Linked DNA regions of Homo sapiens: region 2 is linked to region 1. A link is a loop called in an ENCODE intact Hi-C map of the cell type or tissue named here. Cell type or tissue: HepG2. All regions are shown on one strand. Links, peaks and the distances in the headings refer to the core of each region. The heading gives the core; the rest is flanking DNA. Region 1 overlaps LYRM4 (LYR motif containing 4). Region 2 overlaps FARS2 (phenylalanyl-tRNA synthetase 2, mitochondrial).

The links. Peaks named below come from ENCODE experiments on the same cell type or tissue, not always from the same donor. Only the 100,000 strongest peaks of a DNase experiment are listed, where the experiment ranks them.
Region 2: a loop joins it to region 1, with 5 times the contacts of the local background. A loop is called at or near these places in 22 of 110 quality-filtered maps.

The regions. Positions count from the first base shown.
Region 1 is chr6:5,137,394-5,153,565 of GRCh38, forward strand. All of the region lies in intron 2 of LYRM4 (LYR motif containing 4), which reads right to left. The region is part of intron 3 of LYRM4-AS1 (LYRM4 antisense RNA 1); the gene reads left to right. MIR3691 (microRNA 3691) reads right to left here and starts at 10,929; the gene lies at 10,840-10,929. RefSeq lists a silencer at 2,162-2,456. In HepG2, for the core only: a CTCF peak has its summit at 6,427 (motif pointing right); a DNase peak (open chromatin) is centred at 6,418.
Region 2 is chr6:5,371,863-5,388,034 of GRCh38, forward strand. All of the region lies in intron 2 of FARS2 (phenylalanyl-tRNA synthetase 2, mitochondrial), which reads left to right. Among named protein-coding and RNA genes, the nearest start is that of FARS2-AS1, 78 kb to the right of the region's middle. RefSeq lists an enhancer at 7,719-7,818. In HepG2, for the core only: a CTCF peak has its summit at 7,990 (motif pointing left); a DNase peak (open chromatin) is centred at 7,999.

The DNA of each region.
Region 1 (16,172 bases), core at 2,711-10,710:
AGCCCCAACATAGAATGGTTGCTTCTAGGACCTGTCAAGAGATTCTCAGACAAGCAAAAACCAAGCTCCTGGAGTTGGCCCCACTCCTCCACTTAGTGAGAAGCTTACAAAGGTGTTCAGATTTGTACTCTGTAATCTCACTGCATTGATACTGAACATCTTCTTTGAGCTCAGTTCCTCCTCACAGAGGAACTCTAGTGTCCTTTAAATAATGACTCTGCTACCCGGCTAGTGATATGCCTCTATCTGTATTTAAGATCATTTCCCCTGAATGATGGAGATTTTAATATTCTGCATCTAATGTCCTGTGACTCTATCTGAATAATTAAAACCACCCAGTTGATTGTTGCCCTATTCTCAAAGACAGGATTCCTGCTCTTTTGTAGACATCTCCACTCAGGTCACACACTGGAGTAAGAGTTGACAGGCTTTGTCCTTGCAAGCTGCCTGTGGCCCACCACCCAAATTATCCTCATGTGAATGTATTTTTGAGGGAGGATATGGAGCATTCATCCTGCCATTTTTGCAAACCACAATAGCCAAGTCTTCTCACCCCTTTCCACTGTGTTACTCAGAGGCCTGAGGTGGTGCAGAGTTCACTTTGCCTTTGGTCAAAACGTACTGGGGAAGGTGGTGGCTCCACAAGTTGCAAAGAAAAATACAATGGTGCTGTCTTTCAGCAGGTCAAAAAGGATTCTATAAAGACTAATGGTAGACAAGGGGCACTGAGGAGGATTCATGAAAGTAAATTTCATGATGACAAAAGAAGACATTTCTGCCAAGATTTTATATATAGAAGATATTCAAAGGCCAGGTGTGGTAGTGCACACCTGTAATCCCAGCACTTTGGGAGGCCAAGATGGGCAGACTGCTTGAGCCTAGGAGTTTGAGACCAGCCTGGGCAACATGACAAAACCCTGTCTCTACAAACAATACAGAAACTAACTGGGCATGGTGGCACACGCCTGTAGTCCCAACTACTCGGGAGGCTGAGGTGGGAGGATCACCTGAGGCTGGGGAGGTTGAGGCTGCGGAGAGCCGTAATCATGCCAACTGTACTTCAGCCTGGGCCAACAGAGTGAGACCCTGTCTCCAAAAAAAAAAAAAAAAAAAAAAAAAAAAAAATCGATAGTTTTTCTTACTTAAAGAATTTTTATCAGTAGCCAGTAAGAATAATGACTGTTTTTTTTATGAATGATTTCCAGACTAAGTCACAAGAAAACCTTATATACTATGACATCTGTATATTAAGGAATTCTAACATGCTCCCCACTGAAAACACAAGAAAATATCAAGATGCAATAGAAAACAAACCTGGTGGCAGACAATGACTATGGACTTTATGCCTGGGGGTAAAAAGAGAAAAAAATAAAAGTTAAGAGTAACAGTTAACAGAAAGAAAGAGTTCTTTGGGATTTCAAACAGAAGCAAGTGCTAGAGGTGTTTAAGACAGGTTAAAAGCTAGAAATGAGATTAATCCTTTAGACATAGACATTTTGCTCTTCACAATCAGGTTAATACTTTGAAGTCTTAAAGAAAGTCTTTCGAGCAATCAGAGGACTTCAAAGTGATTGTTGCACATAAGCCTAAGAGAATTTGATCTCAAAAGAAGAGTAATATTGATGTTCGTTGAGTACCTACTATGTTCTAGGCACTTATGCTAGGTACTTTGTAGATGTAATTGAATGTCGTCCTTGTTAACACTCTCTGGAAATAGGTTTTGACATCTCTGCGGTAGGGAGAAGAAGACAGGCCTGGAGAGCATAAGTAGCTTGTTCTGAATGACAATAGCTGGTGAGCGGCAGGGCAAAGCAGGCCTGCCAGCCCAGTGCCTCTGATCTTCCCAGGCACCGCTGCATTTCCACCTCGCTAACTGGAGAAATACCAGCAACTCTGGAAACATGGTGAGCATATCATATCCAGAACTCTGACCAACGAAGGCGCAGGCTTCATTCAAAGTTAGGCAACAGAATATTAAGGTTCATTCATGACACAGGTCACACTGTATTTACAAATACAAACTGGAGTAGGACAATGAGGAGTATCAGATAAAAGTTAATGTTTGGCTCGATTTAAAACAGTAGCACTTGACTGGTTTTCGACACTTTTGCTATGATTGTGTTTAATATTAACAAGATATTGTTAAATTAAGTTTGGCCTAAAGCTGCCTCTTTACATATTTTAAAGGTTTCTGTGTATGCAGTGAACTGTAACCTAACTGGATGTGTACACAGACTATAATCTACTCTTGTGCTGATCACTGAGCTTTGGCTATAGGCAGCCAATTGTTCAAACTGTGCTCAAATAAGGCAAACAACTGAACTGTCGCCAATCTGGCTGTTTTAGCACCTCATTTCCATTTTCCGTACATCACTTTCCTTTTTTTGCCTATAATTTTTCTTCCAGGCTGGGGCGTGGTGGGTCATGCCTGTGACCCCAGCACTTTTTTCTTTTTTTTTTTTGAGACAGGGTCTTGCTCTGTTGCCCAGGCTGGGGGGCAGTGGTGTGATCACGGCTCACTGCAGCTTTGGCCTCCCAGGCTGAAGCGATCCTCCCACGTAAGCCTCCCAAGCAGCTGGGACAAGCACACCACCAATTCCCAGGCTGAGGCAGGTGGATCACTCGTGCCCAGGAGTTCGAGACCAGCCTGGAAAACATGGTGAGACCCTGTCCTCCCCAAAATACAAAAATTAGTGGGGCATGGTGCTGTGCCTGTCCCAGCTACTTGGGAGGCTTAGGTGGGAAGATCACTTAAGCCTGGGAGTCCCAGGCTGCAGTGAGCCGTGATCGCACCACTGCCTCCCAGCCTGGGCAACAGAGCGAGACCCTGTCTCAAAAGAAAAAAAAACCTTTCACCACGTGACTGTGCTGGAACCTCTGTGAGCCTATTCTGGTTCACAGGCTGCCTGATTTGCAAAGTGTTATTTGCTCAGTTAAACTTGGTTAAATTTACTTTGTCTAAGGTTTGTCTTTTAACAATACTTAAAAAAAAATAAAGCTTAACTAAAATTTGAAAAGATTGAAAAAATCTGTTTGGAGGAAGGAACATTTAAACCTGTATAATGAGTATTTCCAAAGTACATAAGGCTGTGGCGTTGAAGGACACCAACACAAAGGTTTAGACAAACTATGATGTGCTCTCTGTACTTTACAAGTAGAAAGTACTTAAGTGCATTACAGGTATGCACAGTGTGTGGCTGAGGATCCCGTTTCTGGAACCTGGAGTTGGGCTCGGGAAAGTCAATTTGTGCTTCAACTTGATCTGCACTTGGGAACATGTAAGGCTTATCATTTCCTAGATTCTTAACCATTCAACAAAAGCATGTTAAAAATGTAACATACATGCTGAAAAATGGTTAAGAAGGTAAACTTTATGTTACGTATATTTTGCCACTATGAAAAATAAAAGAGGTAACACGAACTGAAACCAAAACGTAGACTTTCCTTTTTCCTAGACTGTGAGCAGTACTGCCTTCCTTATGCCACTTCCACCTCCTAAATAACCAACCAAATGGATTTAAAAGCCTTCCAACTTGTTGTTCAGGTGTCCAGTTCTACAAGTATTCAAGCATTGTTTCTCTCTGTAGAAATCAGACCAAGAGCCTCTGTGTGTGATCATGACTACCACTACCTTATGGTTATAATTATTCTGGATGTTCAGCTTTTTAATCTAGTTTTCATGTTTGAAAAACTATACTTTCACAAAAGTTGAGCATTTATCACATTTGTGGAAATAAAAAGAAGATGGCACTGTTGAGGGTACTGGCCCTTCATAGGAATAATGCAGATGGGAGAGATGGGGGTGGTATGTCTCAGGGTCCTCATGCTCACATATTTTCTATTAAGAGGATGAGGTCACAACAGTAAAGTACACTGCCTTAGGTCACAGGACTGTAGCCTGATTTATCAATAACTCGCCCTCTGTCCTTGGCAATCACTCGGCTTCTCTGCGCATCAGTTTTCTCTCTGTAAAGTGGAGAGTAGGCTGATTTCTCAGGTCCCTGCTGCAAAAGCCACTCAAGCTTCTATCATTCCACAGAAAGGAAGAGCCTCTTCAATAGCCTGGGCAGGAACTTGTAAATACAGGATTTCTTCTGCCAACGCACATGTCCACCGTAGCGGAACAGTACTGGTGTGGATGAAGGAACCTCATTATATCAAAACGCATACTAACATCAAACATGACAGCTGGAAAAAGTTTAACTGATAATTTAGTAGACCCTTCATTTTACAGAGCAGGAAAGTAAAATCCCAAAAAGCCAAAGAGCATGACCAGCATCTCAACACTCACGGAGGTCAGAGCTGGAAGGGATTCTAGAGCTTTTGAGGGAGGCTTTTCCAAACTTTTACCCCCCCACCAAACTGAACCGTGACCCTCACTACCACTGAGGAATAGGCATGAGGGTATAAAAAAGGTTAAGAGAAAACGTTAAAGTTTCCAATGACTGGGTTTGGAGCTCAGCCTTTTTGTTTCCCAGAAGAAGAAACTGAGATCCAGAGAGGTTAAGACCAGGTCAAACTACAAACCAGAAGCAGAGCTGACCCACAAACGCACCTATTTACCCAGCACAAACCCATGCCATGATCGCTGAGGGTCTGTGACAGGCTGCCCTGTTTCTGTGCATGTGTCGGGGGGGATGCGGGTACAGGTGATAAGGAAACCGGTGTGGCAGATGGTGTTTTCCAATGATTGTATTACAATGAATGGACCCTCCTCTACTGAGTGAAGGGGTTTGTGTTCTCTCTATGTGAACCTGGACAGGTTCTATAACCTTGACAGTGGAGGTGACGCTGTACAACTCCTGAGGCTATGCCGTAGAGAAAATATGGCTTCTGTGTGGCTCTCTCTGCTGGGACTCTTGCCTTTGGAACCCAGCCGCCATGTTGTGAGGAAGCCCAGGTTACAGTGAGGCCATATGTGCTATGTTCTGGCTGACACCCTGGCCAGACTCCTGGCTCACAACTAGCATCAACCTCCAGACAGCTAAGTAAAAGATGATTCCTGCCCCCAGCTTTCCAATCTTCCAGCTGAGGTTCAATCACTGTGGAGCAACACAAGCCCCCCTCGCCATGCCCTGTCTGAATTCTTGACCTATAGAAGTGGGATGTGGCAATAAATGAAGATTGTTCTTTGAAGCCACTAAGTTTTGGGGGATGACTTACTGTGCAGCAATAACTGATATACAAGGTCCTTAAATCACCAGCCATTGCTAGATTTCTTGATTTTCATTTCTACCATTCAACCATTCCCCACCCCCTTCTACTGTTTACAGGTAAAGGCCATGCACCTTTTCATTTTTTCCCCTTAAAACCTGAAACATGATTTTTTCCCTAATGACTTAGCCCTTGCATTAGGAGATGGTGTAAACTGACAACGCTTTGGGACTCACAGCCATGCCCAGATTTGAAGAGCCCAGGATGCTTTCCCTACGCTGCCTCGTAACTTCAGTTTCTGGAATGCCTTTCCCTAAGGAGAGCGCAGCCATCCCCAGCCATGGACCCTTGGCCTGCTGGCCTCATGCAGATGTCTCCCAGGAGGCCGCATCGCGGGCCGGTCCCCTGTGTTTTCAGTTTTCATCAGCACTCCTATATCCTTGCCCTACTCTGACTCCCCACGTGGCTGCATTCCGGATATGCTCTGTCCAGCCTCTCCGGAAGTTGGGATGCCACATGTATTGGTTCAGAGCTGGTGGGAGATCAGTGATGCCACTTCCTGTTCACAATGCCTCAGGGGTGATCCCGATAAGTGACATCTGTTAGCGCTCTAGGGCCTGTGGCCACATTGAGGAGGCCAAGCCTGCACCACAAGCGGATCTTCTGTGTGAGTCAGCACACCACTGTCATTCAGGGTACGGTGGCCAATCTTACACAGGGGATCAAATATGCCTTCTGGCTCCAGTGACTTATGGCAACCTCTGGGGCACAGTTTCGCCACTGGGGATGGTCTTCAGGCCCATAACTGTGTGAGTCTGTGCTTATACATGGGCAAGTTTTACTGGCAATGTGAATAATTCCTATTTCCTTAGCGTAATATATTGGTGACTGTGATACAGACATCGGGAGGTTGACAGACACAATAACAGGACCTATTATAAAGACAAACCGAGTATTGTGTCCTTGGCCTTGAGATGTGGCTGGCATAGGCCTAAGCTCAGAGGGCCTGATAGTGCACAGAACTGGTTAAAAAAAAGCCAGGAGGAAGAAATCGGCTTTGTCATCTCTCTCCATCTTGTTTTCTCTGTCCTGCCAGAATTTTAAGGAGTGCTAAGGGTCTCTTCTGCAAGCCTCAAAAACACAAGGCAATACAGCTCTGATGGAGGCAAATTTTACAGCAGAAGAACCTGAGTGCCAAAGGCTGCGGGAACAAAAAATACCAGAGCAAGAATTAACAGCATGAGAAAGCATGCGGCCAGCAGATGGCGACAGAGGCCTTTGTGAGCCACTGGCTGCCGGGTTCTCAAGTGCTGGAAGGTGGCTCTTCACAGCTATTGTATAAGTGATTTATGTATTTGGATTCTGCTCAATGTTATATATGCATTACTGAATAAAACATTCACAGTATATCTTCCACCAGCAGCTGAGCTCCAATTCTAAGCTTCTGAGGTCTAATTCCCAAGGCTCAAAGAAGCCCCTGACATCAAATTGCTTTCCTCCCTGAATAGCTGCTTCATACTCCAGAAAAAGAAATGCTTAGAGAGGTGAGAGCGATCTGATCTGATGTGACCACATAGTCAGAATGCTCACCAGCTCTGTGAGGAAGAGCAAACGTCTGTCAGGTGGTTTCCTCAAGGCCAACTTGTGCAGGGCTTCCCCAGGCTCCGGCTGCTGTTCCCCGACTTCCTCCTGGCGGCTGTGCCTTGCTCAGCTACCTGCACTGAGATACAGGCAAGTCTTGGGTGAGGGCTAGCCTCAGTTTGGACAAGAAAAAGAAGTGGCTTACGTGTAAGAAATATGTCAGGTGAGGCCGGGTGCGGTGGCTGAAGCCTGTAATTCCAGCACTTTGGGAGGCTGAGGCGGGCAGATCACAAGCTCAGGAGATCGAGACCATCCTGGCTAACATGGTGAATCCCCGTCTCTACTAAAAACACAAAAAATTAGCCGGGCATGGCGGTGGGCGCCCGCAGTCCCAGCTACTTGGGAGGCTGAGGCAGGAGAATGGCGTGAACCTGGGAGGTGAGCCGAGATCACGCCACTGCACTCCAGCCTGGGCGACACAGCGAGACTCCGTCTCAAAAAAAAAAAAAAAAAAAAAAAAAAAAAAAGAAATACGTCAGGTGAATTTTCCAAACCGGGTATTTAATCAGTTAGCTACCCATGGCCCCAGGAGCTGGGAAATCACTTTGTTCCTGCCTGGGAGCAGGAGCTGCATGTGTCTGGGAGCTGCAGTGCGGCGCTCACTCCCGGGCTGCCCGGCCTTCCCTGCAAACCTCCGTAATCCCTTCCCGCAGGTGTTTCTGCGAGGCCACGCTGGGTGACCTCTGAGGTCTCCTTTAGGTCTGTGCTGAGACGCTTTGACGCGACATGGGAAGCAGGCGCAGGCCACAGAGTTTCTAGCAATGAGCCCAAAGTGAGAGTCAGTGTGATGGGGTGGCTCCCGGAGAAGGACACACTCTTCCCTGGGAACATATTTGAGAGGTAAAAGGGCAGGCCCCATCTCCAGGCCTGGCGCTGGAAGAGAATTCCACAGAAAGCAGAGAACAACGGGCACATCCCTGTGGAAAACACCAACCTGGCATTTCACACACACAATCCATGTGTTGGCATTCCGTCTTTAGTCACTGACAGGTCATATGAGTTGGAATCTGAGGCAAGCTTCTCCTGCCCCTTTCTCCCATTTGCTCCCCACACCTGGTTTCTCATTTAGAACAAAGGAGAGAAAGTGCAGTTTCGGTGAGTGGAGGAGCCGGCAGCATCTCCAGGCATTTCCATGTGGGGGGCACGCGCCTGTGTAAGTGCCTTATCGCCCTCACGCTGCAAACAGTGCTGCGAAGTCGGCACCAGTATTGTTCTCATTTTGCAGGAGAGGAAACTGAGGTTCATAAAGATTAATAAAACATGTGCTTAATTTCCCTTGGTGACTCCGGAGTCAACGCTCTTCATCACTATGACGGCGAGGGCGAGGCTGCGGAATTTCTCTGCCACACCTAAGGCCCTCTACCCACCAAGTAATAAAAAAGCTTCATCAGAAGGGAAAGCAATAGGACCCCAGCCTTATGAGGAAAAAACATCACAGCAGAGAAGGCTGCCAGGGAGGAGAAAAGAAAAATCATTTCCTATTTTCGATCCTCATGCCTATTAATATGAAATGGTAGAAAACATCAGAAAGGTCACCAATATGTCTTTAATATACGCCCACTTCACGTGGTCTTATTTACACCCACGGCTTCACCACCAATGCTCTAGTAATATTGACTGCTAGAGGTGGGCTCCTAACTCAAGCCCGCAAACCAGCATATTCAGCCTTTAAATCCCCTCTAGAGTTCCTGCATTCCATTCCATTCCACTCCATTCCCCTTGGCTCTCTCTTCCCTCAGCCGTCAAATGATCTCTTGCTTGGATTAGGTTTCTGCCTGGACACTATGCCTCTACGATCAACTCTGCAATTAATTTTTCTCATGATTGCAATTCCTCTAGCATATATATACATTCAATGAGATCGCTTCATTGCTCCAAATATTCGAATGCCACCTCATGGCACATGGTGCTTCTGGCACTGGATTCAGACCTGCCTGCCTCAGCACGGGCTGTGTCTCATCCACCACACATCACAAGCCTGTGAGTTCAGGGGCAGTTTAGTAGCATGTTTCCCGTATTCAGTCCTAGCAAATGAATTCCTGAGAACTAAATGAATCGTGCAAGGTGCTGAGGGGTCCCTTATTGATGCCCTGTCCCTAAGGAGACTAGACTTGACTCAGAGTAAAGAATGGGCCTGTGCCAGGTCTGTGCTTCCATCTTGCTCGCATGTTATCTTCTGAGGGGGTATTGTTACCTTCATTTTTTTTATTGGTGAAAAAACAGAAATGCCGAGAAGTTAGATAGTATTATACTTTTGTGCAGTCCATAGAGCTGGAAAAGGGAGAGCCAGGATTTATACCCCCAGGCAGGACCTGGAATGCTTGTGAAACGCAGGCCCCACTCAGTGGCCCACTCCACAGCTACCCTCCTTCCTTCTCAACACAGCCCCAATTTCCCCCTGAAGCGGGCCTCTTCCCAGCACAGCCCCCAGGCATCAATCTTGCTTGACGTTAGGCAGTTGTGGTGGGGCCCAGCTACCTGTCCAGTGAACAGCTTAGGAATAATTGCATACCACAACTCTGGCCAAAGTGGCTAGAGGAGGGGGTTCCTGGGCCTTCTGCAAAAGGGTTCTTTCCTCTCAAAAGAAGACAAGACTCAGGGGCTTTTCTATTTTTACTGTTGGACACTGCTAAGCTGGAGCCAGGAGGCCGGTCTGTGGGCAGACACACTGTTACATGAAATAATTCCAATACATTCTCACATCAGGGATTTAGAGGGAAAGTGAGAGACCATCAAAGATGGCCATTTTAGGTCAATTTACAGAAAAGCAGAAGAGCATGTGAGAGCTCAGCACTGAGATGGATGGAATGATTTCCCCATCATCTATCCCCCAGAGGCAGGGGCTTTTCCTAGTTGGCAGTCAAACCCCAGTGGCCTGCTGGAAGCCATTGGTACCAGGCCATTGGTATTACTTGAGTAGAACTGGGATTTATGTTTTCATGATGATCCTAATTGGGTCACAGGTAAGCTTTGCTGTGATGTTTGTGTTTGAGTCCACAAAAAAATTTTACAGTAATTTAAACCTGTATTTATGTTTGATACGAGCTCATTTTGTTACCTTAACAAAACAAGGGTGTGCTGGGATTTTGTTTTCTTTAAGCAGTTTAATGACTCCAGGAAGTAAACGTGTGTAGTTATGGTCTAGCTAAAGTCACTGATGTCATATTTTAACCTGGATTTTGGGTTAAATAATGGATAACGTACCTAATTAGGCTACCAGTAAACAATCACTGCAGGATTTCACCTAAAATGCCAGTGACCAGAAGTAGATGGTGTCCTCTTTCTCTGAAAACTGGGGATCAATGTGAGGTTACAGTTGAAACTATGGGTTATCAATGTCCACAGAATATACTGGCCCTAGGTAAGTAGAAAAAGTCCTTGAATTTGCTTAACCAAACTTTACATATGCTCATGTGACTACCTGTTTTATACATGGATTCCTTTTCATCTTTGAAGGAAGACAGGAAACAGGGATACTAAAATTCACATTCAGAAAATATTTCCATGTAGAGACGTCCATCTCCCCTCGGTTCTCTCCCTACTGCCTAAACATGCTTTGTTAGCAGGCCAAGTCAGACGTGGTCCACGGCAGGGTGAATTAGGCCCTTCTGTCTCATCGCTCCTTCCTTTTTAATATTCCCGAGGAAGTAACAGTATGGTACTTATTAAGCCAAATTTTCCTGGAAGCTCCAGGTCTCATTGATAGCCACGCTGATGAGAGATTACTGTCCGACTTTCCTTTTGTAAATTAGTGGGCAACTGGTTCTCTCCACATGGAGCGGGAAAACAATCTCTGTCTTCTTTCAGTTCCAGAACACACCAAGCTCGTTAGCACTCCCCAGGCCACCTGCCCTCCCCCACTCTCCCTTCACGTCACCTTACTCATCACCAGGTCCCAGATGAAAGAGCTCTTGCTCACAGAAGACATCCGTGACTGGTGTCCCGGCCACCCTCCCAGCCCGCCCTTTTGAACAGCACGTCTTACAGCTGGTTGTGTTTTACTCACCCGCATGCTCGTTTGTTGAACATTGGCTCCCAGACCGTTTGAGGCACTGAGGAGAGGATGACGCAGACTTGGTCCCCACCCTCAGCAGTGGGTACCGAGTCTCCATCATCCACTACCCAGTGCCTCAATATTCACTGAAACGTAAAAGCAGGAAGGAGAAGCAAAGACCTTTATGAGCCTCAAGGCTATGTGACACCCACAGATCAGCAGGGTATGCAGGACTTCCCGTGCTGTGTGGGGAGAGTTAGAATTCTGAATCGTAATCCTGAGCTGGGCTGAGGGGGCAGAGTTAGAACTCTGTATCGTAATCCTGAGCTGGGCTGGGTATACGCCTTGAACAAGTCATGGTGCCTTCTAAATAGTCTCAAGTGCAAAACATGGATGAGAAAATGAGAAAAGTTATAGAAAGTATTTTTTAATGAAAGAATTCATATTAGGTGACAGGTAATGACCTTTACACACACACACCTCTCTCTCTCTCTCTCTCTCTGCTTATAGTGACTGAGAAATCAGCTCTCCCATAACTTTACCAACAATAATTCTTGAAGATGAGAGCCTCTTGTCTGAAATCATTTTCCATTTATAGTTATATGAAAGATATAATGGAATAACTGCTAATTAAATCTATAAATATACATATAAAAATTACCTTGTCATTTGTAGCGCGCTTCCAAGTATAAAATTAAACGTGGTTCTGAATTTTTCCCCTAGAACTCTAAGTTTTCATTTCTTAATCGTCTAGAATAGCTCCTTTAATAAAATTTCATTTTTGACATGATGCTTGCTTGATATTTTAAAACTGTACTTTAAACCTGAAATTTCACATTAATTATTATATTTTTAGGATTGGAAAATGACACCATCTTTCAGATAAATGATTGGATGAGTAATATTTAGCCAATTTCGCTTTCTGTTGCAGGTACAGTTCTGAGTGTTCATTAATATTCAATGAAATTTCCATCAGTATGTATGATATTTTCAGGTTTTCAAAAATAAGTGAAATAGGCACTAATGTGGTGATAACACTAAAATGAGGGCCTGAAAGAAGCCCCGACACGTGGGAAAAGCCTGCTAACAAAGACGCACTGCAACAGAAAGACCTCACAGGAGAGGCCCTTCAACCCAGGATCGGTATTTTATGGCATCAGCTCATTAATTCCTCCAGGTCCCCAGGACACAGATATCAAGGATGGTGTCAGGCTCATTATCTCAGACACTGAAACTGAGGCTAGGGAGATTTTCAGTGGTTAACCAAGGTCAGATAGCATGTCGTAAAGCTGGGATTCAAACCTCTTTACATGTCTGCTTTCAAAGTCGTAGCTCAAACCACTGATCCTTATTGCTTCTCCAGAGAGATATTCTCCAAAATACTCTAGAATTAGGGGAAGCATTAATCTGAAAATCTTGGTATGTCTTCTGGGGGTGGGGGTGGGAAGAGGAACCCTGAAGTCCCTGACTACTGTGGAGATGAGGATATCAGAGGGCTTCTTATAAAGTTCTCATTGGAATAATAAAACTATGAGGTAATAGAAAATCTGGACCAAATTATATATACATTATTTAGATACGTAAACATCAGATACACAATTCCACTTAAAAGCATGCCTGTCCACACATGGACACACATATGCACAACAGGCAGGTGCAAGCCATTCCCAGAACATGTCGTCTTACTAGTTCATCATGGTACTACGTTTGTTACACCTCTGAATGATTTCCTACGAGCAAAACATCCATCACTTTAAAATAATGTTAAGACACTCTAGGATAAATGTAACAAAGGGCAAACGTCAAATGTTAAATCTTTATGCACAGAAGCAGATGAACACAGCAGCATGCCTCTGGCATCCCCAAGTCCTCGCTGACATTCAGACAGCCACCCTTGTTTCAGGCTACAGTAAAGCAGGGTATTAAGAGGCAGTAATGCACCGCAGCCCATCTGTCCCATAAAAGCTCAATACGTAAGCTTTGTAGAAGGCAGGTGATCAGTAACAGTGGTGAACCAGGTGTACATTATTTTAATCAACTACATTCTGGACCTTTATTCTCAAAGTTTCTAATGGCAAACGAATAAACAGAGAAACCAACCATATCTGCCCTCCTTGCAATTTTTTCTTCTTTTGGATTCTGATTTTCCCCTATTGTTGCACCTCCTTTCCTTCTCTGTTTAACCAAGGCTGGGGACCTTAGGCCATCAGACCTGGGTTCAAGTCCCAGCTTGGCCATGTATTAGTTCTGTGACCATGGATACCCTGGTTTCAGGTACTTTCTATGCAAATGGGATATAATAATGACACCTCATAGGGAGGTGAGGTCTGAGGTATGCAAAATCCTGAGCACAGTGCCTAGTACACAGTAGGCCCTCACTAATTGTTAGCTATTAACATAATTATTCTTTCTTTGTGGTCTCTCCTTTGGCCACCTTGAAAAGCATCTGAGATAGCAAATGTGCACATGTTCTGTGAGCAGCAGAGTGTCATGCATTTACTAATTCTCAATCGAGCCTCCAGCTCTCCCCTGCAAGCGTGTAACCGCTGCATGCTCAGGCTCTGACTACTATCTTGAGTTGTAGAACTACAGCTGAACCAATCTCTTGCAGCTTAGAGTCACTAAAATCAGAGTCCTCAATGTGTTTCTAAGGTTGGCTCCTGTTCCTGAGTTTGAGTTTGCTATTTCTGATGACACAGCCTTTATGAGAATGGTATAGCATTCTCTTCCATGTCTTCTTTTCTCCCTTCCTGACTTTTAATCTTCAATTCAAGCCCCTATCAGCTTATTTAATCAGTGTCTACACTAGTACTCTCATGGCATGGCTAGAAGTGACCTTTACTTATTTAACCTCTTACTCCAAATCTTCAGGGGCTCCAAAATGCCTTTTGTTTGTTTTGAATTTTTTTTTTTTTTTTTTGCAACGGAGTCTTGCTCTGTCACTAGGCTGGATTGCAGTGGCACGATCTTGGCTCACTGCAACCTCCGCCTCCTGGGTTCAAGGGATCCTCCTGCCTCAGCCTCCTGAGTAGCTGGGACTACAGATGCGTGCCACCATGCCCAGCTAATTTTTTGTATTTTTAGTAGAGACGGGTTTTCACCATGTTGGCCAGGATGGTCTCTATCTGTTGACCTCGTGATCTGCCTGCCTCAGCCTCCCACAGTGCTGGGATTACAGGCATGAGCCACCGCACCCGGCCTCCAAAATGCCTTTTAAATAATTTCTGAAGTCTCTGCCTGGCCCATCTCCCTTTCACTGGGTTTGCCCCGACTCCTTCACAGTTGTTGCCTCCAGGAAATCCTCTCCCCAGTCACACGTGCCAATTCCACCCACTTCTCGGTCCTTGAGCAAACGGCTCCTCTACCAGAAAATGCTTATCCTGCCCTCGGTGGCATATGCTATCTCCTGTATCAATTCGCCAAGCATTTTATCAGGAGGCAGCATGTTCTAATGGAGAAGGGATGGGCTTTCAAAGCAGAAAGGCTTGTTCTGAAATCCTGGCTCAATTTACTAGCTGCATGACTAGGGGCAGATTATTTATTCTCTGAATGTTTGATTCCTTATCTATAAAGTGGGATAATAAAATCCACCTCACCGGATTACTGTCATAATTAAATTAAAAGTCCATAAATTATCAAATAGAGTCTTTAGGGCACAGAGGGAGGCTTAACAAATAGAAGATAAGTTTTTCCTTGTTCTTTTCTACCAGTATTTTTCCCATTTTGCTTTCTGGGAGAATCCTGTGTGCCCCCATTTTGTCTCCCTGGCTGGATGACAGGCTCCAGGAAAGCAGGATCTTTGTGGGATTCACTGCTGCAATTGCTCACAGCATCTAGCAAGCTCCCAGACATGGGTGATTCACGCATATTTGATGAATGAATAAAAGAATGATACCATATTCTTGTCAATATGTATCACTGGAACCACTAAGTATGGGAACTGGAAAGGACCTTAGAGAAAAATCACTGACCCAACTTCATTCTATAGATGAGGAGCAACATGACGCTGAGAAGCTAAGCAGCTTGCCCATGGTTAGCACGCCAGTGAGAGCGGCAGACTCAGCTCTGTGTTTCTCCTGCCCTGCCAAGCTGCTTCCCTGATCAGCTGCAGGCAAGTATGTGATGCCAAAAGCATTTCCTAGGAAAGCGGCAACTAAGCGACAACTATGTCACTCGGGGAAACACCCACAAACAATGAATGACACACATGTACTACCTCCAGTGCCGGCATGACGTACTAGATTAAATAGGGGGCGAGAGCTGGCTTTTAATAATCTGCCATCCTTCTAATATTTTTTTAAAAACTATACCCCATCGTATCTTCTTTGGTGAAAATGTCCAGTCAGAAGGCATGGCTGGTGGAGGCAAACGGAGAAGTGAGGCAGCCCCAGCTGCGTGTCTGTCTCCGGCCTGGCTGTTCCCCTCTGTTGTACACGCTTCCTCCCTCAGCCCCATTACAAAGGTCTGCTTTACTCAGTGCCTGAGCTGATGCCTAGCTACTCTCATAATCAGCTAAGCTAATGTGCTCATGGAACTGTTTCCAGGGGATGGGACTGCGTGTTTCTGGGGAAAGCCTTCCTCTTGGGCCTCCTCTGTTGTTGGCTGGTAGGAATTCCAGGCTAGGTCACGGGGCAAATGGAAACACGCAGCAGACGGCAACTCTTTACCCACTGCCCTGTGCTGACAAACTTGCTGCCAGATGAGAAAGGCATAAGGGTGGCTTATTTAATGACAGGATTTAGAATTTTATTTATGTGACAACTAGTACTATATCCTTAGTAGCATACTTAAGGCCGCTGGGCTTGCAGGTTCCTTAAATGAAGGCAGTACGTACCTAATTCTGCCTCTGTGTCCCAGGACTGTCACAATACACTAGGCTGTTGGTTTTGTTTCTGTTGAACCATTGGTAATCTTATTATTATTTTTTTTGTGTGAGAGAGGGTCTCGTTCTGTCGTTCAGGCTGGAGTGCAGTCGTGTGATCTCAGCTCTGCCTCGCCTCCTGGGTTCCAGCAATTCTCCTGCCTCAGCCTCCTGAGTAGCTGGGATTACAGGTGTGCACCAACACGCCTGGCTAATTTTTATATTTTAGGAGAGATGGTGTTTTGCCATGGTGGCCAGGTTGCTGTCAAACTCCTGACCTCAAGTGACCCGCCCACCTCAGCCTCCAAAAGTGCTGGGATTACAAGTGTGAACCACCACACCTGGCGCCCTTGCTAATCTTAAACAAAACTAAGACACCAGGTCATAACACAGCAAGTCTCTTGTGCCTGCCCAGCTGGGCAGAGAGAAGCTGGACATCTGGAAACTAACTTGATGAAGTGCTGCTGTTCGGTGTGACCGGGGGCAACTCACAGAACCTTCCAGAGCCTCAGTTTCCTCTTT
Region 2 (16,172 bases), core at 3,230-11,229, 230 kb after region 1:
ATTTAAATGGGTTAAACTTACTAAAGACACACATTATCAGATTGGATATTTTTCAGTTAGAGAAACCTGAAACAAAACCACACCAAAGGGTGAAAATAAGGGGCAGGAAAAAGAGATATCAAGCAAATAATTATCAAAAGAAAGTTGGTACAGCAATATTAATATTATGTAAAATAGAATTTATGAAAAAAGTGACAAGCAGTAACAAAGAGGGGTAGTTCCTCAATCAGGAAACTTTATGAATTAAGAATTTTTATGTATTCAACATCATAGGCTTAGTACATAAAGCAAAACTGAAGAATTAAAAGTTAAGTTTGACAAATTTATAACCATGTTAGAAGATTTTAAGTGACCTTGGTCAGAAACCAATGGGTTACGAAGTTAAAATGTGTAAAGATACAGACAGTCTGAAAAGGTGGTTGACAAGTTTGATTTATATTTATTTTTAAAATTTGGTAGCCATAAACATATATATACACACATACACAATTATATATGTATATGTGTATAAACACACATGCAGAACCATGCACATACATGGAGTTTTATATGCAAATGTCAGAAGTGTATAGTCATATGGATTTCTAAAAATTACTTATGCATTACTAATTGACAGTCAAAGTCTAAACAAATGTCAAAGAATCAACAACATAAATAGAACTTTGCCTGCCTGACTTCAGTGTAGTTTATGTAGAAAGCAATAAGAAAGTATAATAAAAATGTTCCATATTCTCAGAAATTTAAAAATATACAAGTATAGCTTCATGGGTTAAAGAGAAATATTAGCAATAAATTACAAATTACTTATCACTGACCAGCAATGAAAATACTTTGAACTGCTCAAATGTGGGGAACCATAGTCACTTCATTATGGAGAAACTTGGTATTCCCCACCTAAGCCGTAGGATCACTGTTAACATTAGAAAAACAAAACTGATGATGTTAGCTAAAAGGGTATTTGTCATATCTTTCGCTTTAGATATGTTTATTTTAAAAATTGAAAATGGAAATCATCAAATTAAGTGTTCAATTTATGATGCTAAAAATGACTTTATTACAAAAAAAGTGGAAGGGAGGTGGGTGTATAGTCTTTGAATATCCCCAAATCTTACCAAATTGAGAGAGCAACTAGAATAGCAAAACCAAATACCGCAGACAACATCTACAACACAATTAGGTGACAAGTTCTCCCTAAATCCTCACAAATGCATGGGAAGTCACAATGAACAGCTAGAAGTTCTGCACTGTATCAGAAACAGGTAGTATAGGGACACAGCAGTACTTGAGAGAAAAGGAGAGCTTCCTTAGGGGTCTCTCAGAGAACAAACTTCCACAATCAAATTTACGGGAGAGACTTTGGCTCAAAGTACCAGTATCACTGTTCATCAGTGACTACTGACGTCATCTGTCTAGGAAAACAGTGGATCTCTACCTCACACTAAATCTTCAACATAATGTGGGAAGGTGGATTAGACATTAATATAAAGGGACAACCACAGTTAACGTGTCTCCTGAAGGAAGGATACAATACCAACTATAGAGTCTCCCCCAAAATGTTGGACTTGAGTCTGATTAATTCTCTAGACCCAACTACCATATGTGTAGGACATATTCAGGCTGTGGGAAATTGTGTAGCAGGTCTACTGGAGGTGTGATCTGCAGAATGAAATAAATAGAGGACTCAAGAGTAAGTACTAGGAAATGTTTAACCAATGCTAAGGGTTTAGAAATGTTTATGCCATTGTATTCAAGCACGTTATTAGTGGACTTCTTTTGTTGAACAGTGTGTGTGGATGGGTTCAAGTGTCCTTAAATACTCTTGGTGTGTTGAGTGTGCCCAGTCTATGCAGTAGCAGTAGGCCCATGTATCAGTTTGTGATCCTTGGGAAATCTAAAACTATTCCTTTGCTATGGCTTGAGAAGCGCTGCTCTATGGGATAAAGGACCCAATTTCTTCAAATGATTGCAAGAAAAATAAAAGGGGATGAAAACGATACCCGTAGATTAAAAGAAAGATCTATCAGTCACAATGTGTAGATCCTATTTTTAAAGAAAAAAAAACCATGACATTTGAGACCACTGGAAATTTGAGCACTGACTAACTGAATATTTGAAATTCAGTTCTTTTTTGTTTTTATTTTTTAGATGTGATAAATGGTATTGTATTTTTATGAAGTCATTTTGTTTTAGAGATACATATTGAAATACCTAAGGGCAAAACGATCTGATGTCTGTGATGTTCTTCAAAACAATGTGGGAAGGTGGATTAGGCATTTGGAGATGGATGTAAGAGGATTAATAATTGTTAATTATTGAAACTGGGTGTTGGATGCAGAGAAATCATCATCCTTTCTATTCGTGCATACGTTTGAAAATTTCCAAATAAAAGGCTAAGGGAAAAGACTGAAGGAAAACACTGGGATCCGTCAGTCAGTCAAAAACATTGGCTGAATATGTACTGGGATTCAAGACTGTAAGAAGATATCAGACAGTCATGAGATGGTCCCTGCTTTCATGGGGAAGACAACTATTAATATAAAAAAAGAGTGCAGGATAAATTAAAGATAAAAGCATTCATTACATGTAATAGAAAACTGAAAGCAATTAACTCTAAAATTAATAGCCTTTCCTCCATCAGCCTCAGATGATTTTACACAAGTTTTTACCAAATCATGAATTACTTGTACAATCTGTTTCAGAACATAGAAAAGAGAGTCCTACCAAGCTCATTTTATGAGGTTAGACATGTTAATATCCCAACTAGATAAGAAAGAAAACTTTTGAAGTTTCATCATTATGAACATAGATTATTCCTTTTTAATGAACAGATATAGAATTATTAAATGAAATATTTGAAAATTCAATTCATTGATTTATTGTGTCCTACCACATTATTATTGCATATACATTACATTGTACTGTATTAACTGATATAAGGAGAAAAAGCATGTGATCATCTCAATAGATATAGAAAAATGATTGCATTTAATGTCTCATGACATTAAAAAAGCATTTGATGACATTAATGACTCATGATAAAAACTTTTAGCAAATTAGAAATAGAGGGAAACTTCCTTGACTTTACAAATGAAATCCATGAAGCTCTTACAGCAAACATAATTAATGGTGCATCATTCTAAATATTTCTATCCAAATTAGCCACAATTCAGGATTCCTTCCTATCACTGTTCATCATTATGTGGTAAATTCTAGCTTATGCAGTAAGCCAGAAAGAGAAATAGAAGGCATAAGCATTGGAAAACATAGATAAAACTGCTTTATTTGTAGAGGATTTGATGCTTTACCTAGAAAAAGAATATACAGATCAACTATTAGAACTTACAAGACAATTCAACAAAGTTGTTGGATTCAGGGACAATATAGAAAAATTAATGTTTTTATCCATAAGTAAGAACCAATTACCAAATATAATAACACATTTTATTTGTAGTATCAACTAAAATATTTCAGTACCTAGGTATAAATCTTGCATCAGATATTTGAGATATTTATGGATAAAATTATTAAATATTATTAAAAGACATAGAAGAACATAAGGAGAGATTTACCATATTTGTAGATTCATAGATAGGAAAACAATATCATGAAGATGACAATTCATCCAAAATTAATCTACAAATCCAGCGCAAATCCAACCAAAATTTTCACTGGATATTTTGGAAAAATTGAGGGACTAATCTTAAAATTTATAGAAAGAGCCCCAGGTATTAAGACTTATACTTGTGTAGTTGTAAAGATAGTTTAGTAATGGCACAAGGTTAATTGGGTAGAGAACATTGCAACAGCTCTACTTCATATTTGAGAACTTATGAAATATAAGTGATATTTCATATCACATAAGTGGGAGGTGATGGATTCTACATTAATTGTTCTGAGACAGTTATCTCTATAGGAAAACAGTGGATCTCTACCTCACTCTAAATCCATCAAATGGATGGATTAATAAGTCATTTGTGAAAAAGAAATCTTTAAAACTTTTGGAAGAAAATATAGGAGATTGTCATTTTTACTCTGATAGAATATAATATCATAAACATGAGAATTCTTGAACAAGAAAAATCCATAAGGGAAAAAAGTGCTAAAGTTGGCTACATTGTGTTAAAACATCTGCCTAATAAAAGTCTCCATAATCAAAGTTATGAGACATTTCTACGTGCTGGGTGGAGATATTTGCTGTGTTGTCAGACATATTCCTACTGGATTCTTTTTTTCATCCTGAGACTTTCTTTTACATGATCACTACCAATCTTCTGTCAATCTTTCGACACTGTTCTCCTTTCTGAAAATGCATATAGGTGGTGAGCACACGTGTGTGCTTTTACTATTCTTTAAACATGTCATACTCATATACTTTTATGTGTATGATTTATTGTGTAAGAAGAAGGCACATGACTGGCTGATAAACAAGGACCAGCTTTATCAATAAACAAGAAAATGCAAATTAAAACAACCAAATATGATTCCAAACTCAGCAGATTAGCAAAATTTGATAATCCTCACAATACCAAAGGCCTAGAGGAACTGTCCATCTTATAGCCTTCTATTGGGAGTGTATATAGTTACTGCCACTTTGGAGGGTAATTTGGTAGTTTCCAATGAAAACAAAAATTGTATGCTATGTGATTTGGCATTTTTTTCTTTAAGTGTTAAAAAGTCTCAAAAACCCATCAAGAGGAGCAAGGATAGATAAAATGGGCTCTGTTTTTATATTGAATACTTTATAGCAATTAACATAAACGATCTAGAGGTACTTGTATCAACATGGATGGGTTTTAATGCAATCTTGAGGGAAACAAGTACACCGCGAGTGGTACTAAACTATCATATCTTTTTAAATGGATATTCAGAATGCACCCAATAACAAAAACATGCCCGACAATGTGTGTTCTTATGGACTTGCTTATATTCTTTCTCATCTGTCTTTGTCTATTTCTCTTTTTATGCACACAAACACAATTTTTCTTTAATCCAGCTAGATAAACATAAAAGTAGATGTGAAAAAATATATGGAAATAATAAACACAAAAATCAAGGTCGTGATTATTTATGATGTGGAAGGAGGGTGAATGAGATCAGGCATCATATCATTCTTTGCAAACAATGCAATATTTTATACTTTTTAGGAGCATAGAAGGATTTTGAGACTTACATGTTTGAGAACCACTGTTCTATAGCTTCCAAACGAAATTTTTAGAAAACATTTGAGACATTTAGTTTGCAAAGAATGGTGAATTTCAAGTATTTGGCAGGCCCACCAGAGGAAACTCTTACAAATCCTGTGTCTATTTAATCTGATTAAAAATGTCAGTTGAAACATGCATGTGTGGACCAGTGCTCAGACAAGTTCTGTTTTCCCACTCTCCCTGGTGGCACCTTGTCGTGTTTCACCAGATGCACACTTGTGTGTGGGCCCTGAGGATGGACAGAGGAGTTGCGTGAGAGACAGGCATTCCGCAGGTTGTTCTCCAGTCTTGGCTGCAGACTGTTTGCCTCCTTATTTTGTCTTCATTCCCCTTTGATAACATCCTCTGGGTCTGTTTCTTCCAGGATTTTTCTGTCGTGTACACACATGTGCAGGCAATACTTCCTCCTGAATTTAAGACGATTCATAATGAGCCTTCTTTTCTTCCAGATTCTGTCTCCATTATTATTATTATTATTTAAAATTCTAAATGCCTCTTGTTTTCTTAAATTTTATACAAGAATGTGCATATCTGTTTCTTGTCCTTCTTGCTAGTAGTTCTCAAACTTGAGTGTATTAACCAGTCTTGGTCCATGACCGAGTTTTTGTTGATTTTACAGGAAAATAAAAAATATAAGAGCAATATACCAATTTTTATAAAGGTATATTTATTTATTTTAAAGAGCTCTCCTCTGTTCTAGGATGATTTCCTTGCCACTTTCCTGAGTGTTAAAATGCAATTTCTCTTATGAAGTGATGGTGATAGTATTTTAAGCATATGCCTGTACTTGGCAAAATAAAGCATTGCCTACCTTATCTTAGTCCCTATAATGTTTTGAAATTTTTACCAATCTATGAAATATATAACCTTACACCTTAACAAATGAAGGCATAATTGTGGAGAAGTTATAAATATTACATAATTAATATATAATTTACAAATATTCACACAGAAATAAAGGGAAATCTTTTCGGAAAAGAGGATGAGTGAAGGTGTACAGAGAAGTAAGCTTTTTGTATAATTTTGACCACAACCCATTACTGGAATGGCCCTTCATCAAGAGGTGTGTGTTCAGTTCATATACCACCCACCCCTTTAAACATAATCATGCTCATTCGCCATTTCCTCATGGAGGGATTTTAGGAGCGTAGAAGGATGTTGAGACTTACACGTTTGAGAACCACTGTCCTCAAACCACTGTCCTCAACCACTGTGGGTGAGGGGCTCCTTCCACGGAGGCTGCTCCTGCCCTCACGATTCCTTCCCGCTGGAGTGAGGCGCTTCTTTTTGAACACCCCTTTGGCATCCTTTGTGGTTCATCCTTGTCAGAAAAAACCGCTGTCATTTATCATTAGAAAATCTCACTTTTGCTGCCTTTGATATTCTCTCCCACTTTCCAGATGGTTCACTGGAACCCTCCTGTTCTTGGGCTTCTCTTTCCAAGCTTCCCCGCTGTTACTCTTGTAGTGAGCCCATGGTTGTCTCTTTATTCCTGCTTTCTGCTCTGAATCACTTTTCTGTCTTTCAGTGAGTGACAGGGTTTTATTCTCCACCGTGTGGTTATTGGGTTTCCTTAATAGCCTCATGTGGAGGGGCTTTGTTGAAGGCATTTTTATTCGGCTTTGACAGATTATAGTCCCCATGTTTCCCTAATCTCTTCTTTAAAATATTTTAGGAAGCATTGTCCCTGTCAAAGACACACTTAAATTCAAACAGCTTTTCCTTTTTAAAATTATTTTTCTCTGTTCACATGTTTACGTAGTCCTCTGTCTTGACAGTTAAGTGAGAGGCAACTGGTCATAGTGAGGAGTCCATGGATTTGGGAAATACCCCATTATTGGAGGGCAAAGCATGATTTGGAGGACCGTTTGGAGAGAGACCCCTTTTTCTGTGGCACAGGGCTTTTGCAGATAATTAGTCTTTGGCTACGACAAGATGGAAACTATTAGGCTCTTAGTCTGAGACTCATCACTGCCTTGTAGCAGTTTTGCCCATGACCCTTACTGGGCTTTCAGCAACTCACTGCCTTGAAATGTTAGTTTGTGTGTGCCTGGTGTCTCCAGCTGGTTAGTCAACTCCTTAAGGGTGCCACTCTATCTCTTTTTGTGCCTGATCTTTCTAACCCAGGATTCTGCACAGAACAGCAATGTCTCCCTCTTTCTGGGCTGTCAACTTTCACTGAAAAAAATGACAGCTAGCACTGTTAACTGCATGGCAGCTCACCTATCTGCTTGTCTAGTTGGGTATTCTCAGCTATAAGAGCACATGTGTCTGTTAGGGTCCAATTCTGATATGGAAACCGCACAGTAACTTGATCAAGGAAAGCATAATGTAAAGAATTACAAACTCCAACACAGAACTTGGGTAATCAGGGATTGGCCAGTAAGAGGTAATGAAAGAGTCCAGAAGTATTATCTATAAGGAGGAGCTGCTACCCTTAGGACTAAGACGGGGACCCAGAGAAGAGCCCCTTCCTCCTTCCCGCAGCTGTGGTTCACTGAGTGGCTCAGAAGTGCTAGTAGTGGTGCCATGCTGGTGAAATTGCTTGATATCCACGCTCTGGAATGTACCGAAATCTGCTTTCTTGGGTGTGGGGAAAGTTAATTTGGGAGACTTGTCTTGTGGGAAGCACTATGCTATGAAAATGATCAAATGGGGTACCGAGGAGAGCAGCTGGCCATTGGAGGAGCTGTGTTGCCACCTGCACTGCAGATCTGGGCAAAAGAAGTGCAGGGTGCCCAGTAAGAATACCTTCCTTTGCCATGTCCCTCCAGCGACCTCTACTGACAAAGTTTAGCATTTTGCCAGCTGGCAAAGGAAAATATTTCAAGGACTCAACTCAGTTTTCACAGAGCAGGCAATGAAGGATTGATTGTTTTGTGTAGGTGATAAGTGACAGAGTCAGCTTGCTCCCTTTCCTGAATGTCTAGAAGCCTTTAGGGAGATAGGCTATCATTTATGCAATTACATGAGTTGCTAGGGAAAGTCATATTTATGGAGGCAAAATATTTGTTCTTAATTCAAATTTAATATTTCTGAAAACAATTAGGTAATGGGAAAGCTCTCTAGTTATTCGATCTTAGTAGATGGAATACACAGAGAATAGAGGATGTTCTCAAGGGTAAAAGCTTGTGCTCCTGAACCAATAATAGCATCCAAAGAAAAACAGATTAATATTCTTTACATCTCATTTCTCTAAGATCTCAGGAAAATTATTGCCATTTACATTCTACATTTGTTGTTGAAGGCTAAGAGGGCCTCATTAGGTTTACCAAATCCAAATAATTACAGTTAGAGACGGTGTTTTTTTCTACTAGCTGAAGTGATGTGTGAAAATAGCAAAAATATTTTCACAGAGAAATTATGCTCTTTAACAGTAAACTTCACGCCTTGCTAGGAACTGCATTTCTCTGCCTGGTGTGTATCATCGAATGCTACTTGTAGGGATGGAGTGGTCTAATTTCACATTTCGAGCTTGGTAGGTGCAGGTGGGCTGTAGGTGAAAGGGAGTTTTCTTTACCAGCCAGCCTCAAAAATGGCTAGCAGCCGGTGCCACTCGCATAGTGTTGAATTATATGTCCAGATACCCCAGTCTACTCACAAATGTAAAAGACTACACTCTTGCTATTTGACCAAGAATGCACCCTGTACTGGGTACTTTCATTGTCTTCGCTCCGAGGCTTCGTCCTAAAATCTGCTTTCTGTGTCATCTCCCTGACTCATCCTGGGATAGGTCTCTGCAAAATTGTAAACTTTTGTTAGTTTAAATGAATTTGAAAGGTAAGATAGTTTTCTTAAACTAGATACATCATCTAAATACAATGTTAGTCTTTAGCTGTATATTTTAGTTTTTATAGAAACTTTATATAATCTTATATAAGATCAATAGTAGTTCATTATAGCAATTATTTATTTATTTATTTATTTATTTATTTATTTATTTATTTATTATGAGACAGAGTCTCGCTCTGTCGCCCAGGCTGGAGTGCAGTGGCGCGATCTTGGCTCACTGCAAGCTCCACCTCCTGGGTTCACGCCATTCTCCTGCCTCAGCCTCCTGAGTAGCTGGACCTATAGGTTCCCGCCACCACACCCGGCTAATTTTTTGTATTTTTAGTAGAGACTAAAAATCCTGTTAGCCAGGATGGTCTCAATCTCCTGACCTCGTTATCCGCCCGCCTCGGCCTCCCTAAGTGCTGGGATTACAGGCGTGAGCCACCGCGCCCGGCCTATAGCAATGATTTCTAATTTTCTTTTCTTTTCCTATTTGAGAGTCTGATGAGAAATTTGCATACTCCCCAGAAACACACACACACACACACACACACACACACACACATACACACACACACACAGATGCAGAATTTTTTATATAGTTTAAAGGGTTTTATAGGCTTATTAGTTAAAGGGTTTTATGGGCTACTGGATTAGATTATGAAATTTGAAGTCAGGGTCAAGGAGATAGTTTTTGCTTTTAATAGGTAATTCCCAATCTCAGTCTGTAGTAAATTGGAAAATCTGTTCTGGATTCTTTCAGCAATCCTCTCTCTTTCCACATCTGCCACTTTTCTGTGACACTTCTTTTGGGTCACATTGCCATGCTGGGGTTATGTTTGGTGGTCGATTATGTAAGTAGCAACGGAAGTTAGGGTTAAGTTAGCTATAGGAAGGCAGAGAATGCTGCCTAACTTGGGTATGACCAGATGTCAGTTATTAGAATGATTGGAGATTGAGAACCAAGTCAGGAGTTCAGAGTCAGAGGCAGTGTAGGAACAGGAGGCTGGGTTGGATGTGTTGGGGGAAACCAAGGGAAAAGTGGAAAGTCTCTCTCCGAGGGCTGGGAGCATTCCTAAGTTGTGGTCATTTCTGGACCAGGAAATACAAAGAGCTGGTTTCTGTTTAGAAAGCTGGTGAGGCGGACAGATAGCCAAAGAGCAGACTCTGGGACAGTGGGCAGCATGGGTCCTGCGGGGAGCAGATCTTGCCATCCATCTGGTAAACACTGGCCCTTGGAATCTTGTTATGTGTTGGACTTTAGATAGCGTGTGTGTATTCTTTAAGGTTTATGAGCTATGCTTAAATCAAGCAGAGAAAGATTTACGTTTGACAAATGACAAGGAACGATTTCTCACCATAAAGATTTTGAGTGAGAGAATGAGTTTCAAGGGAACTTGGGTTAACCTTCTCCAGGGTGATGCTTCTTAATATTTTTATGCTGTGGATTTCCAGATAAGGTAAAAGACCCTTCAGTTCAGTTATCCCAACTCTTTCATCTCTTTAATGCAAAAGGAACTCAGTGATAGCAATGAGGTGTCATTTGGGAATTTGGTGGTAGGACTATGTAGAATATGTATCCCTCTCCTTTGGTAATAGTAGTACAAATGATTTTTATTTAAACTTTAGTGTCTCAAATATAATCTTAAAATCTAGTTGTTAGATATTGATTCTATCATGTCAATTTACACACAGTAAAGTCATCCATAATGATGTAGCTAGAGTAACAGTGATTTATTATTAAAAGGCCTAATAGTATGTGAAGTCTACAACCAACTCAGGCTACCACTGAAGATCCACTGATAGTTTACTTCTTGGAATCGTGGAGATTCCACCTTTTGAAGAGTGCTGCAGGGAGTAGAAGCTTCTTTGTTATTGTCTGTTTATATTAGTCAGGGTTCTCCAGAGCAACCGAACCAATAGGATATAGCACAGATATATAATAAAAAGATGGCTCAGGAGGACAAACATTATAGTTTGTCACAATCTGAAGGTTGGAGAAGCAGAAGAGCCAATGGAGTCCAAGTCTGAAGACAGGAGAAGACTGATGTCCCAGTACAGGGACAGTGAAGTAGAGAGAATTCTTTCTTCCTCAGCATTTTATTCTATTCAGGTGCTTGATGGATTGGCTGAGGCCCACCACACTGGGGATGGCCACATGCTTTACTCGCTTTGCCTGTTCAAGTATTAATCTAGTCCAGAAACACCCTCACAGACACATCCAGTAATGATGTTTAATGAAATATCTGGGCACCCTGTGACCCCGTCAAGTTGGCACATAAAATTAACCATCATACCATTCTTGGGGATCTTCATGGTGAAACACTGAGAGTCCTCAGTCAGTTCTAATTTATATGTTCTATCGATGCCACATTTTTATTAATAACTCCTAGTGTACCACTTAGTCAATGACCAATAAATAGCCTCTATTTGTACATAAAAGTATAAGAATAAGGAATTATGCCTTTTTTACCCTTTAGGACTGAATAAAGGACTGGAACTTTTGGCCGCTGGCCTTTGGAGCCCCTCCATGGCCTGGACATTATATCTTGAAAATGTTTGTTTTTATAGCAGTGCTTGTTATTCTCCAGAATAACACCAGCTTTTGAGCTAGCGAAACGAGAGGCAAATCCTGGCTGTGCAACTCAGCCTCTGGTGACCTTAGATAAGTTCTTTAACGTTAACACTCTGAACTTCAGCGTCCATAACTAAAATGAGGACAACTCTTGAGTGGTGGTGAATGAGCCTGCCACGCTCCTGACATTAGGAGGTGTTCAGCTAATGGTCGCTGCCCTGCCCATCCCCTTCTGTGTATCTTACAAATAGTTGTCTCCTCCTTTTGTGTTAAGTGTTGATCCATCTGAGCATTGTCAATGTCAATTATGTATCTTGTGGGTTGTCCTTTTTAGTTCTGATCTACTTTTTTTTTTTTTTAAAGCCTTTGCTGTCTTTTCTGTTCTTTCCCGTGGTTGACTGATTAGTAATGTGTCTTCTGTCACCTTCCTATAGAACAGGTGATGGAATTTAGATGGGGCCTTTGTCCTGTTATATTTTGCCCACTGGCATCATGAATGAGCTGTTTAGCCACCTGGAGAAGAAAATGCAATCTCTTTCTCTCTGTTTGATCTGTCATCATGGCCCAGGAAGAAGATGTTGAGAGATCATAATTTTAAAGTTGACAGCAGAATGGGTGAAGTTTTCTCCTACTTTACATGGTGGTTGTCATGAGAACCAGTTCACACCAGAATGGGGTGTTTTTTGTTGTTGTCATTGTGCTTTTTGCCTTGACACATGGAGATATTTAATTTCCATGTAATTTGTGTGCAGCTTCCTTGCTTTGACGGATTGAAATTTCTGATTCTCTGTAGAGGCCAGAGCTTGGCAGTAATATTAATCTACTTCCTTTTCTCCTAGGAGAGCCCCTGAGAGAAGAAAAGTGCTGGAAAGTATAGTCATTGCGATATGTCAGGATTAATAAAAGCAGGCAAAGCAAATGGCCAGATTTCCAAAATACCCAGCAGCATTTGGCAGTATTTTTGGGGAGGCCGAGTTCAGGCAGCTGCCGATGCCACCCCACTGAGAGCACTGCGGAGGGCAGCCTCGCCTTCTGCCGGCCACATGGCTGTGTGGAATCCCATGGGATGGAATCTGCTGCCCTTAGGATTTCTATTGTCCCTGGCCTCTGGAGAGCACATGTTTTGGTCACTAAGCAAGGAACTGAGTAGCCTCTGTGATGTGTTCAACTTGAGTTTTCTGTCATGGAGGCTTAAGTAGGGGGAGATATGGACAGGCCATGTTGGCCAGCGAGGACTTGTTTGAGTTGGAAAATAAAGGTCTGACATAGGGTTTCCCTGAGAAAGCTCAGACTGAAATAGGAGGAACCTGTCTGTTTGAAGCTTGAGCTTCTAATCTAGTATAGCACCCTGACAGCCAGTATTTTGTTCAGCTGCCTGGCAGAAGTTGTTTCTCAGCCACCAATGTATTTTTGTAGCATCTTTCACCACAGAATACTGACTGTTTCACATCTCTTCCCATTAATCCACTGGCACAAAGTCTCATTGCAAGGAGAGGAAATGAGACAAGCAGCAGGGAGAAAATAAAGTCTGCTTTTTGCAGTATAGGGCTTTAGTGCATTTCTTCCCCTGTGCTCATCTCTGTAACTTGATTAATTGGCATGTGGTGCATTACAGAAAATCCAGGCAATGGCAAAGCTGGTTCAATATCAATTAGTTAAAACAGGGAGGGACTTCCCATAGAGACCTTAGGACAGAGTTGTATTTAACTGGGCCCTTGAAACACAAGTCTTCCCGAATGATGAGCAGTAGAAGATCCTACTTAGGGCCCAGTTGGTTAAAGAAATTGAAAACTGTAGAAATTAGCAGCTGAAATCCACTTGGATGAGTTTGCTATCCCTTTAATATATCTGTCTATTCATCTTACTAAGGCATCCCAATCCTTCCTCCAAAGTGATTTGAATACTTAATATTTGCTGAAATGCTTTAGTTGGATTTGAATAATGTAATTGAATTTGCTTGCTGCATTTGGGGGAGATGAAGGCTTGGGAGTTTCTTTTCTTTTTTTCTTTTCTTTTTTTTTTTTTGAGACGGGGTCTTGCTCTGTCACCAGGCTGGAATGCAGTGGCATGACCTCGGCTCACTGCAACCTCCACCTCCCAGGTTCAAGCGATTCTTCTGCCTCAGCCTCCCAAGGAGCTGGGACTACAGGCATGCACTACCATGCCCAGCTAATTTTTTTTTGTATTTTTAGTAGAGACGGGGTTTCACCATGTTGGCCAGGATGGTCTTGGTCTCTTGACCTCGTGGTCTGTCCGCCTTGGCCTCCTAAAGTGCTGGGATTACAGGTGTGAGCCACCACGCCCAGCTGGGTGTTTCTATGGTAAGAAATGTGAGTGTGCTTATGTTTAGCAGTGATTCTTATTTCTCTGTATGTGAACCAAGGATTAATAAGCAGTAGACCTGCCAAGTATGTGAGGCTGTATTCATCACAGTTACGGCCTGTGTCTGTCACTCTGCAGATGACTGGCTTATCCCTGGGGCTCAGGGGTCGCCTGCTTAGTGACAGGTTTTGGTTGAACCGAGTTGGATATAGATTGCCTTTGTGTTTGGATGCCACACATTCTTGGGAAGCTCGTCCTAAACCAGATTGCTGTAAAATAAGATATTGACTAAGTGTTGTTCCTATATATATAGAGAGAGATGAAGTATAAACTCTGCTCCCCACAGTCAGCATAATGGAAGATACAGTCAAGGCACGGAAGAGGGAGAGCTCTATTCCTGGGGGTAATAATAGAAGGTGTCCCAAAGAATCTCAGACAAAACATTATAGTTGTACAGGCAGAGAAGAAGGGGCACTGTGTTTCAGGTGGTGTGAGTAGCAGATTGAAGGAATGAAGATGTATGAAGGTGACGAGTCCCCGGAATGTGTAGTGTGGAGCGTGGCACATTGGAAAGTGACAGGTGATGGAGTTAGAGAAGGAAGCACGAACTGCTTCATGAAGGGCCTGCTATGTAACTTTTATAATTTGAACTTCAGTTTAAAAAGAATGAGGAGTCTTTACTAAATTTTAAGGGGCCAGAGTGAGGCAATCGTTCAGGTTGGCATTTTAGAAAAATAATTCTGCAATGTGGCCAGTGGAATGGAGCAGGGTCAGGCAAGACTGGTGATGGAAAGAGTTGTTAGGAGATTATTACAATCGTCCGAGAGAACCAGTGCAGGCTAAGCCAAGGAAATGGCAGGGATGATCGATAAGAAAGGATGTAAAAGAGGTGGAATTAATTGGATTTTATCCCTCTACATGGGGAAGTGAGGGAAAGGGAAAAGCAATTAAAACTAACTCCTGGGTTGCTTTTTTGGTGCCATTCACAGAGTTAGGGGTCTCAGGAAGAGAAATGTGTTTTGGGGTAGGGACAGGAGAGAGACTTGAGTCTGAGACATGTTTAGGTTTGGGATTTGCAAGTAGAAATGCCCCCTTGGCAGGTGCATCTGTGTATCTGGGCCTGGCACAGTCGCCTGGGGTGGAGGTGGAGATATGTGATCTATGGGCATATGATGATAGTTGGAGCTATCAGTTTAGCTGCATTCATCTAGGGGAAGGTACGCAGGGTAAAGACTGTAGAGGGCTGAAAACGAGTCCCTTGGCGTACAAATATTTAGTGACAGTGGAAGGAAGGGAAGCGTGAAGAAGACCAAAAAAGAGCTATCAACCTAACTGTATTTGTGAGAGGGGATAGTTGCAGCATGGTCTGGGGCTGGAGGGAGTTTTGTTGGTTTGTTGGACCGTTTGTTTAAAGGAAAGAATGGAATATATTCATAGAGGAGAAAGAGCCTTTGGAGAGATTACTGGTACAAGAGAGATGGCATGATTTCTAAGTGACATCTTTGAGGAGACAGAGTGACGGGATAGGGTATATCCAAGACGCGAGGAGATGGATTAGTAACACCTGCCGCCTGACCAGGGGAAGGCACCCTTTTCCTGTTGTTACAAAGGTAGGAATGAAGGATTGAAGCATGGCTGCAGAAAAGGCACAGATGTTTATGAATGGGAATACAGGGCTTAGACATTAGGGAGCTTCTTCTCTGTTGGCTTCTCTGTTCTCAGTAAAGAAGAGGACAAAGCCAGTTTTTTCCCCAGTTGAAAGTAGCGTGGGAGGGATAGACATTTTAACAAGTGAGATACATGATTAGCATAGTCTCTGAAGTTAATTGGAGAGAACAGCTAATACTTTCTTCTCCAAAATTTGGTTCTTGACTCGGCATGTGCTTATAGAGGCAGTCTACATTGATCAAGTAATTAGGAAGAATAGCGTGAAGCATCTGCTATGTTCAGGACACTGTGATGGGGGTCTCTGCTCCAGAGGTCGTGATGTTATCCTTCTAGAGCTCTTTCCTCATTCTTTCATGTTGGTTACAAATCATGGTTGCTTGTCTTCTCTCACGATAAGAGACTGAAGTGTTGTTCCTGGAGCTGCAATCTGTCTATAGCATGCTGAACTCATTCAGAGGAGTATATTGTCTCTATATTAAATTTTGCAATAAATGTTTAATTTCAGAATAGTTCTAGGTTTACAGAAAAATTGCAAAGAAAGTACAGAAAGTTCCTGTATAATCCATATTCAGTTTATCCTATTATTATCATCTTATATTAGCATGGTACATTTGTCACAATTGGTGAAC